2 separate regions of the Homo sapiens genome follow, and region 1 is linked to region 2. A link is an interaction called in ENCODE POLR2A ChIA-PET data of the cell type or tissue named here. Cell type or tissue: MCF 10A. All regions are shown on one strand. Region 1 overlaps USP4 (ubiquitin specific peptidase 4). Region 2 overlaps IHO1 (interactor of HORMAD1 1).

Region 1 (5,000 bases), 58 kb after region 2:
GGACAGAGCATATTTGAGTAGAAAAGGTGGCTATAACTATTGCCAAGACGTTTCTAGAGGTTGAGTCAGGAATCCCTAGAAGGACCATTGTCAGCACAATGTGAACCTATACAACCTGGGGCTGAGGGCTAACCGTGATACTCCTTCTTCCAACCACGGCCTCAAACTCTGTGGTCCTTCAACTGGGACCCAACACAGATAACAGCCATCATTCAGATCATCACTCTGAACACAAAGGCACACAGCTGGGTCCAGCCACCAAGTTCATCTTTTGTCATCAAAGAGCTCATCTTTAAAAAATGTATTGAGTTGGCTGGGCGCGGTGGCTCACGCCTGTAATCCCAGCACTTTGGGAGGCCAAGGCGGGCGGATCACGAGGTCAGGAGATTGAGACCATCCTGGCTAACACGGTGAAACCCCATCTCTTCTAAAAATACAAACAATTAGACGGGCATGGTGGTGGGCACCTGCAGTCCCACCTACTCGGGAGGCTGAGGCAGGAGAATGGTGTGAACCCAGGAGGCGGAGCTTGTAGTGAGTCAAGATCTTGTCACTGCACTCCAGACTGGGCAACAGAGCGAGACTCCATCTCAAAAAAAAAAAAAAAAAAAAAAAAAAAAAGCATTGAGTGCCCTGCCCTTTAATAAGACCAAATATTGTACAAAGATGTACACCTAGGATATTAGCCAAACTCTTTTTTTCCAAATGAGCAAGCAAATTTATAAAAGTAATTGTCATCTTTGTTCAAAAACACTGAAGTGAAAGAATCGTATCTAATTCTGAAAAACATCAGAGATAACCAAAGAAACTGCTAGATACAAATCAATGATTTTGAAAAATGTGTCTTACTTAGTGAATACATGGGATTGAGGAGATTTATAGATGTTTTATCCTGGAACAGATGTTACCAAAATTGCTGGCAACCGACTGTAGTCTTTCCCTCTTCCTATAGGGGGAGACACAAACTTACTGATTCAAATTTTGAAACTAAACATATGCACGTGTGCGCGCGCGCGCGCACACACACACACACACACACCCCCCCCTCCCCAAATGCCTAGCAAACAGTCCTGACTGAAGTTTATGAAGGAGGAATTTCTAATACATAAAAATGTCCAAGGTGTGCTCTCGAGTAAATACTGTGGTCCAGCATAGTGGTAAAGAACCAGGCCTTGGAGTGCACCTGCCCCAGGTTCCAGGTCCACATTGCCATTTTCTGGCTGCTAGTAATAAGCACCTAACTTCTTAGTCTATTTATTCGGTGGACAATGGGATTACCCACTTTAAAAGGTGTGGTAAGAATTAAATAATTTAGTAGCACAGTGTACAACACATTAAAAAGTAGCAGATGCAGGCCGGGCACAGTGGCTCACACCTGTAATCCCAGCACTTTGGGAGGCCGAGGGGGACGGATTACGAGGTCAGGAGATCGAGACCACCCTAACTAACACAGTGAAACCCCATCTCTACTTAAAATACAAAAAATTGGCCAGGTGTGGTGGCACGCGCCTGTAGTCCCAGCTACTCAGGAGGCTGAGGCAGAATGGCATGAACCTGGGAGGCGGAGCTTGCAGTGAGCCACGATCACACCATTGTACTCCAGCCTGGGTGACACAGCAAGACTCTATCTCAAAAACATAAATAAATAAAAAATAAAAAATACCAGATGCTGGCCGAGCACAGTGGCTCACGCCTGTAATCCCAGCACTTTGGGAGGCCAAGGCGGGTGGATCACGAGGTCAGGAGATTGAGACCATCCTGGCTAACACGGTGAAGCCCTGGCTCTACTAAAAATACCAAAAATGAGCCAGGCGTGGTGGCGGGTGCCTGTAGTCCCAGCTACTCGGGAGGCTGAGGCAGAAAAATGGCATGAACCCGGGAGGCAGAGCTTGCAGTGAGCCGAGATTGCGCCACTGCACTCCTGCCTGGGAGACAGAGCGAGACTCCGTCTAAAAAAATAAAATAAAATAAAATAAAAATACCAGATGCTACTATTGCTTTCATAAAACAATTGTCAATTCAAATTCATCTATAAAAGAATTTGTTTTTCCAATGGTTGGCCCATAGGCCCTCTGAAAATTCCTTTGTTGGTGGTCTGCTAAGCTCCCCACAGGGTAATCCTCCAGTTCCTTTCAGCTCAGGTGTGTGAAAACACTACTTTCTGGAATTTACAGAGACCATGTTAAGGGCTTGGGGTTATATGTGAAAGTGGACTTTCCCATGTTCTAGCCCTTGGCACAGTGTCAGCTCTTGGCTGTGTCTGTGCAAGTGAGAACAGAAATAGATCTTGGGTGTGGCTAGGAACTATTCCTTTTAGAGAGATCTAGAAGTCATAGGCCCAAAAATGTAAAGGGAAGGAACTATCTCCTTTACATACTGAATTCCTCAGCCAAAAACAAAAACCAAAACAAAATCCTAAAACCCTTTCTCAGCAGAGGCAAGTTCCTGAGTGAGAGGTAAAGAGGGAGGGACAGTACGGCTGTGCTCCATACTTCCTGGGCAAGTGGCTGCCTGGGAGCAGCAGGCAAGTTCATGTATGGGAGCAGCCGGCAAGTTATTACACCACTGTGCCTGGAAGAGGGACACACACACAATTACACAGAGCAGCCATGAAGCAGCATGTGGGAAGGCAGAGGAGGCCTTTGTATTGTCCTCACAGAGATGAAGAAACTCAGTCTCAGAGCTTACAGAATGTTTGAGCTGAAAACAGCTGTTTAAATCAGCCCTGTCATTTCTGCATTGGGGATGGTAGTATCATGGTACTCGCTGAGAAGCTACAGCCTGTGGCAGAGAAAGGACAAGATCCTTCCGTACCACACCCCTACTACCATCTTCCCATCACACAGCTGGGATTCCTCTTAAGAAAGGCATCTCTGATGGTAGGACCATCTGTAGGAGCAGTGATTTGGCCTTCTTCATAGGCAAAACTGTTGAAAAAAGGCTGTGGCTGTGCTGAGGAGAGTTATCAGAATGTTTAGCTCTGCAGGGCAGGAGGGGTTGAGCACTGATGGCTGCCCACGATGCCCTCAATACCCATCTCTTGCACCCAGGGGTCAGGGCCAATCCACATGAGCAATGACTGCCCACATTTTTGTTCTGGAGATATGAATGCAGCAAAGTCTCTAGAATGTGTCCTCTGACCTGACCTGCAGCAGAAACTGCTGAGTACTCACACGAAAATGTCATCCCGAGGCATGATGTGGTTTAAACCTTCATCCATTTGGAAAATTTTGTGGAATCGGTGATTATACACATCTGCGACCACCATCTAAGAATGAACAGTAACAGAAAGACCACAGAATGGCTAAGAGTGCCCCTACTAACTGCTTAAAACCCAGAAACAAATGAAAAAAAAAATACTCATACTCAAATGTTGCCTCTAGAGAAACCACCACACAAACAGCCCCAGAGAGCTGAGGGCCAAGGCCCAAGGGGGAGCAGCATGGCTGCCATCAGAATTGAACATGCTGGTAGCATCTGCCCTCGACTGGCAGGAAGGGCGAGGAGTGTGGTGCTAACCAGAAACCAGCAGTTGTCCAGAGCCTCTGGAGTATTCCATAGTCTGCAGTCTCTATGCCACCCTCAGTGCACAGATCTGACAGCAGAGCCCTACTCCTGGTCCTTTGACCACGGCTAGTGTGAACCCAATGAAGGAAAGATAGTGTTTCCTGGAGCTGGAAGGGACAGTCTCAGTCACAATGTGCATAGTGAGTGAGGCATCCAGACACACACAAATAATCACATTTGTGCTGGCAATAACAACAACCCCAAAAAGTGGCTTCAAGGTTGAAAGTAAACTCCAAATGCTATGAAGTATCCCAAATAGACCGAGTGCCACTGATCACCCCGCCTTACATTTTCTGCAGCAATGCCAGACAGCCTGGAGAGAGCCTCGCACAGGTCGGACACAGCCCCCATCAGCGGCACAGTCACACGGTACTGCAAGACAGAGATGGTCAAGGTCACAGGGGTGCCCCACAAAGGGTGCGAAATGCATTAGGAGAAGCAGGCATCACTAGGGGCAGAGGAGCCCTTCTAGAAACAATGTATGGTGAGGTCAGGGTACAGATGAGTCAGAAGCAGAGCAAATAAGCAGGACCTCTATGTCAGCATCCTCCTCAATACACAGGCAGCAGCATGGGGGCTAGGCCATCTCTTTCTCTTCCAAACATTGCTTCATTTTATTCTTAATTCTTTAGAGTACTTTCTGAAGAACTGCTGAAATTATACAAATTCAAATTGCCATCTGGTCCTACCTTTTTATTTTATTTTTATTTTTTGTAGAGACAGGGTCTCAAACTCCTGGCCTCGAGCAATCCTCCCGCCTCAGCATCCCAAAGTGCTGGGATTACAGGTGTTGGCCACCAAGCCCGGCCTCAACTTTCTTTTTTTTCTTTTTTCTTTTTTTTCTGAGACACAGTCTTGCTCTGTCACACAAGCTGGAGCGCAGTGACGCGATCTTGGCTCACTGCAACCTCCACCTCCCGGGTTCAAGCGATTCTCCTGCCTCAGCCTCCTGAGTAGCTGGGATTACAGGCGCGCACCACCACGCCTGGATAATTTTTGTATTTTTAGTACAGACAGGGTTTCACCATGTTGGTCAGGGTGGTCTCGAACTCCTGACCTCGTGATCTGCCCGCCTCGGCCTCCTGAAGTGCTGGGATTACAGGGGTAAGCCACCGTGCCCAGCCTGCCTCAACTTTTTTTTTTTTTTGAGACGGAGTCTCGCTCTGTCGCCCAGGCTGGAGTGCAGTGGCGCAATCTTGGCTCGCTGCAAGCTCCGCCTCCCGGGTTCACGCCATTCTCCTGCCTCAGCTGCCCGAGTAGCTGGGACTACAGGCGCCCGCCACCATGCCTGGCTAATTTTTTGTATTTTTAGTAGAGACGGGGTTTCACCGTGTTAGCCAGGATGGTCTGGATCTCCTGACCTCGTGATCTGCCCGCCTCGGCCTCCCAAAGTGCTGGGATTACAGGCGTGAGCCACCGCGCCCGGCCCTCAA
Region 2 (5,000 bases):
TGAGAACCTGTCTCAAAAAAAAAACAAACAAGGCCAGGTGTTGTGGCTCATGCCTGTAATGCCAGCAATTTGGGAGGCCGAGGCAGGTGGATCACAAGGTCAGGAGTTCAAGACCAGCCTGGCCAAGATGGTGGAACCCCGCCTCTACTAAAAATACAAAAATTAGCCGGGTGTGGTGGCAGGCGCCTGTAATCCCAGCTACTCGGGAGGCTGAGGCAGAGAATCGCTTGAACTCAGGAGGTAGAGGTTGCAGTGAGCCGAGATCAAACCACTGAACTCTATCCTGGGAGATAGAGCATGACTCTGTCTCAAAACAAACAAACAAAACAAAAAAACCCGACAACCAATACTTAGTTTCTAGCCTTAAAAAAATTACTTATTCTGTTGGAATATGTTTTAGAATTGTACATCTGTAAGGATTACTCTCCTAAAGGGATTTGTGCTTGATTAGTGACTCATTTGACTTAATAGTCTGAAATGGCAACATTTATATTTGCGGTTTCTTCTATTACAAAGCAACGTAAAATAGTGTCAATTCCTTGACCAATCCTAGGGAGAGGCAAATATATATACATATATATTTGCCTAAGGCTAGTCATACTATTGTTTGTGAGAATTTATAAGTAAAAATAGTTTTCATAAAATAGAAATAAAATAACAAATTTTATTTTAGACAGACTTTTTTAAATAATAAACTTCATGTAATCTGTATACTTTAGTCAACTATACTACATTATGTCCTTGAAGAAGAAGGAGATGAGGATTCTGAGGCCTAGGTTAGTGAGTAAAGGCCAGAATGAGGAACAGAGTCTCTTGAATCCTTGATGTTTTGAGATTAACCTGTCTTTTCCTTTTTTTTTTTTTTTTTTTTTTTTTTTTTTTGAGACAGAGTCTTGCTCTGTCACCTGGGCCGAGGTCCAGTGGCATGATCTCAGTTCACTGACTGCAAACTTCGCCTTCCAGGTTCAAGTAATTCTCCTGTCTCAGCCTCCCTAGTAGCTGGGATTATAGGTGTGTGCCACCACACACGGCTGATTTTTGCGTTTTTAGTAGAGACAGTGTTTCTCCATGTTGGCGGGCTAGTCTTGAGCTCCTAACCTCAGATGATCTGCTCACCTCAGCTGCCCAAAGTGCTGGGATTACAGGTGTGAGCCACCATGCCCAGCCTGATTCTTTGAGATCAATCTGTGTTTTCTTGTGAGTCAAAAACATTTTGATTTTGGAGGCACCTATAACTAAATGTAGTTTTGTTTTGTTTTGTTTTGTTTTGTTTTTGAGACAGAGTTTTTCCCTCTGTCACCCAGGCTGTAGTGCAGTGGTGCTGTGGCAGGAATCAGAGGACCAGAGAGACCAAATGGATAAAACAGGAGGATTTTATTAAGGTGTGCACCGGCTCAGCGGATTCGCATCCAAAAGGCTGAGACCTGAACAGAAACAGGGCTTGACTTTTATACACATTTCTGAAAGGGGATTGGCCAGTTTGAATGGCGTGGAGGGAATTTGGTGGCATGAAGTGTATAGTGCAGGCAAGTGGGCATACAGAAGCAGAACAAAGGCAGTTAATCAAACAGTGACAGGTTTCATCATCCTAGCATAGCTCGTGACCTCGCAGCTGCATTGGAAGGAAAACAGGAACTTATCAAACTAAAGCAGGCTTTGCATCTGGTACATATCTTACTCAAGCTCGTCTTGTGACCTTGTCATGTTGCACAGAAGAGAAACAGGAATTGTAAAACTCTGTGAAGTAACCTTGAGTATCACTAAGGAAGGATTATCAAAGGGGAGGGGGAAGTTGGGAAAAGAGAAAAACCTGCTTTCCCACCCTCGCCTGGGAATGGGAGGAGAGGGGACTCTGGAGCACATTCCTTGAGGGCTCTGGTTTTGCACATAGTGTTATCAAAGCCCTGCCAGAGCTCTGCTGCCTATTGCTAGGTCTTGGAGTGAGTCAGCCCAGCAAGAGAAAACTTGTTTTTCTCTTTACATCTCCTGCTTCAGTGTGATCTCAGCTCACTGCAACCTCTGCCTCCTGGGTGCAAGCAATTATCATGCCTCAGCCTCCTGAGTGGCTGGGATTATAGGCGCCTGCCCCCATGCCCAGCTAATTTTTGTATTTTTAGTAGAGACAGGGTTTCACTGTGTTGGCTAGGCTGGTCTCAAACTCCTGACCTCAAGTGATCCACCTGCATTGGCCTCCCAAAGTGCTGGGATTACAGGTGTGAGCTACCATGCCTGGCCACACCAAGCTAATTTTTTTCTTTTTTTTTTTGAGAGGGAGCCTCACTGTTGCCAGACTGGAGTGCAGTGGCATGATCTCAGCTCACTACAACCTCTGCCTCCCGGGTTCAAGCGATTCTCCTGCCTCAGTCTCCTGAGTAGATGGGACTATGGGCGTGCACCACCACGCCCAGCTAATTTTTGTATTTTTAGTAGAGACAGGATTTCACCATGTCAGCCAGGATGGTCTCAATCTCCTGACCTCATGACCCACCTGCCTCAGCCTCCCAAAGTTCTGGGATTACAGGCGTGAGCCCCCGTGCCCAGCTGCACCAGCTAATTTTTATATTTTTTGTAGGGATGGGGTTTAGCCATGTTGCCCAGGCTGGTCTTGAACTCCTGGGCTCAAGGGATTTTTTTTTTTTTTTTGAGACGGAGTTTTGCTCTGGTTGCCCAGACTGGAGTGCAATGGTACGATCTCGGCTCACCACAACCTCTGCCTTCCAGGTTTAAGCAATTCTCCTGCCTCAGTCTCCTGAGTAGCTGGGATTACAGGCATGCGCACCACGCCTGGCTAATTTTGTATTTTTAGTAGAGACGGGGTTTCTCCATGTTGGTCAGGCTGTTCTTGAACTCCCCACCTCAGGTGATCTGCCCACTTCGGCCTCCCAAAGTGCTGGGATTATAGGCGTAAGCCACTGTGCCCAGCCTGGGCTCAAGTTTTATATATAAACTTACATGCATCAAATAGGGACTTAACAAATAAGATTAAGTTGGTGCTTTTTTTTCTTTTCTTTTCTTTTCTTTTCTTTTGAGACAGAGTCGCACTCTGTCACCCGGGCTAGAGTGCAGTGGCACGATCTTGGCTCACTGCAACCTCCTCTTCCCAGGTTCAAGAGATTCTCCTGCCTCAGCCTCCCGAGTAGCTGTGATTACAGGTGTGTGCCACCACGCCCAGCTAATTTTTGTTTTTGTTTTTGTTTCTGTTTTGAGACGGAGTTTCACTCTTGTCGCCCAGGCTGGAATGCAGTGGTGCAATCTTGGCTCACTGCAACCTCCTCCTTCTGTGTTAAAGCAATTCTCCTGCCTCAGCCTCCTGAGTAGTTGGGATTACAGGCGCCTGCCAGCATGCCCGGCTAATTTTTTGTATTTTAGTAGAGACAGGGTTTCGCCAAGTTGAGCAGGCTGGTCTCAAACTCCTGACCTCAGGTGATCCGCCCGCCTCGGCCTCCCAAAGTGCTGGGATTACAGGCATGAGCCACCACACCCGACCAATTTTTGTATTTCTAGTAGTGACGGGGTTTCATCACATTGGTCAGGTTGGTCTCAAACTCCTGACCTTGTGATCCACCCACCTCGGCCTCCCAAACAAAGTGTTGGGAGTACAGGGGTGAGCCACCATGCCCAGCCAGTCGGTGCTTTAAGTTAGTAAAGTATGCTCTGAAATAAGTATTTCAGTACAAAAATTGGTATCTAGTGATATGAAGGAATAAATGACCTCCCTGAATGTTTCAGAATTTTGCCAAAGAATGCAGAAAGTGGCTCACCATTTGTCAGCATGCCCACTGTCCAGTCCACATCAAACTTACCAATATGAGTTCAGTTCACTAGCAGCTGAGCAACAGCAATTTGAGTTAAAATTATGATTATGAAAACTTTAACACATCATGTCAGAAATAGCATAAATGGTTCTCTGTTCTTGCCTTTAAATTTATGCAATTGATTCTAAGCTATTTTGGTTGACATTTAAAATATCTCTGGGCTGGTAAGGCAAAAATCTATATTAATAAAAACAGTTGCTTTATTTTAAATATAATTTTCTGGTGTATACAAAGATAAAATGGAAATACTACTTGCTATGTTACGTTACAGCAATATGGTTTGCACTTAAATGTGACTCTGCATTGTACAGAAAATAGTGAATGCTATAAATATTTTTATGTGTGAAATGCTATATATTTTTTTCATTTAACAGGGTGAACCTAGCATTTTCACAAAGTACCAGACAAAGCCCCAGCTGTTCGGAGGAGATATAAAAGATGGAGGTTTATTTCCTCCTCCTTTGTCAGTTGGAAAATCAAAAGGCCTCTTGGAACAGTTTGAGGAGAAAAAGAAAAGGGCAAAAGACAAATGTGACAGGTATGTAAACCTTTCAAATGGATGAAAGAACTCACCTTTTCTGAGTAAAACAAGACATAGAGTGTCAGTAATTAAATAATTCAATTTTAGCATAATAGCATGTATTAGAGTTCTCCAGAGAAACCAAACCATAGGACTTACACACACATACACACACACACACACACACACAGACACACAAACAGACACACAGAGAAAGAGGGAGAAAGAGAAAGAGGGAGAGAGAGAATTATAGATTGATTTTTTTTTTTTGACGGAGTCTTGCTCTGTCGCCAGGCTGGAGTGCAGTGGCACAATCTTGGCTCACTGCAACCTCTGCCTCCCAGGTTCAAGCGATTCTCCTGCCTCAGCCTCCTGAGTAGCTGGGACTACAGGCGCCTGCCACCATGCCTGGCTAATTTTTGTATTTTTAGTAGAGACAGGGTTTTACCATGTTGGCCAGGCTGGTCACAAACTCCTGACCTCAGTTGATCCACCCATCTCAGCCTCCCAAAATGCTGGAATTATAGGCGTGAGCCACTGTGCCTGGCCATTATTATTATTATTATTTATTTTATTATTATTTTTTTCTGAGATGGAGTTTCACTCTTGTTGTCCAGACTGGAGTGCAATGGCACAATCTCGGCTCACTGAAACATCCGCCTCCT

What was found. Peaks named below come from ENCODE experiments on the same cell type or tissue, not always from the same donor. Only the 100,000 strongest peaks of a DNase experiment are listed, where the experiment ranks them.
Region 1: POLR2A ChIA-PET joins it to region 2 with 9 read pairs; 4 of 35 experiments call an interaction of 5 or more read pairs at or near these places.

Annotation. Positions count from the first base shown.
Region 1 is chr3:49,294,697-49,299,696 of GRCh38, forward strand. It overlaps USP4 (ubiquitin specific peptidase 4), which reads right to left. Exons shown (of 22, transcript NM_003363.4): 12 at 3,856-3,939; 13 at 3,174-3,268. Among named protein-coding and RNA genes, the nearest start is that of C3orf62, 20 kb to the left of the region's middle. In MCF 10A, a CTCF peak has its summit at 966; a DNase peak (open chromatin) is centred at 2,255.
Region 2 is chr3:49,237,037-49,242,036 of GRCh38, forward strand. It overlaps IHO1 (interactor of HORMAD1 1), which reads left to right. Exons shown (of 8, transcript NM_001135197.2): 4 at 4,190-4,353. Among named protein-coding and RNA genes, the nearest start is that of MIR4271, 35 kb to the right of the region's middle. In MCF 10A, no CTCF peak of the experiment used is centred here; DNase peaks (open chromatin) are centred at 1,695 and 1,905.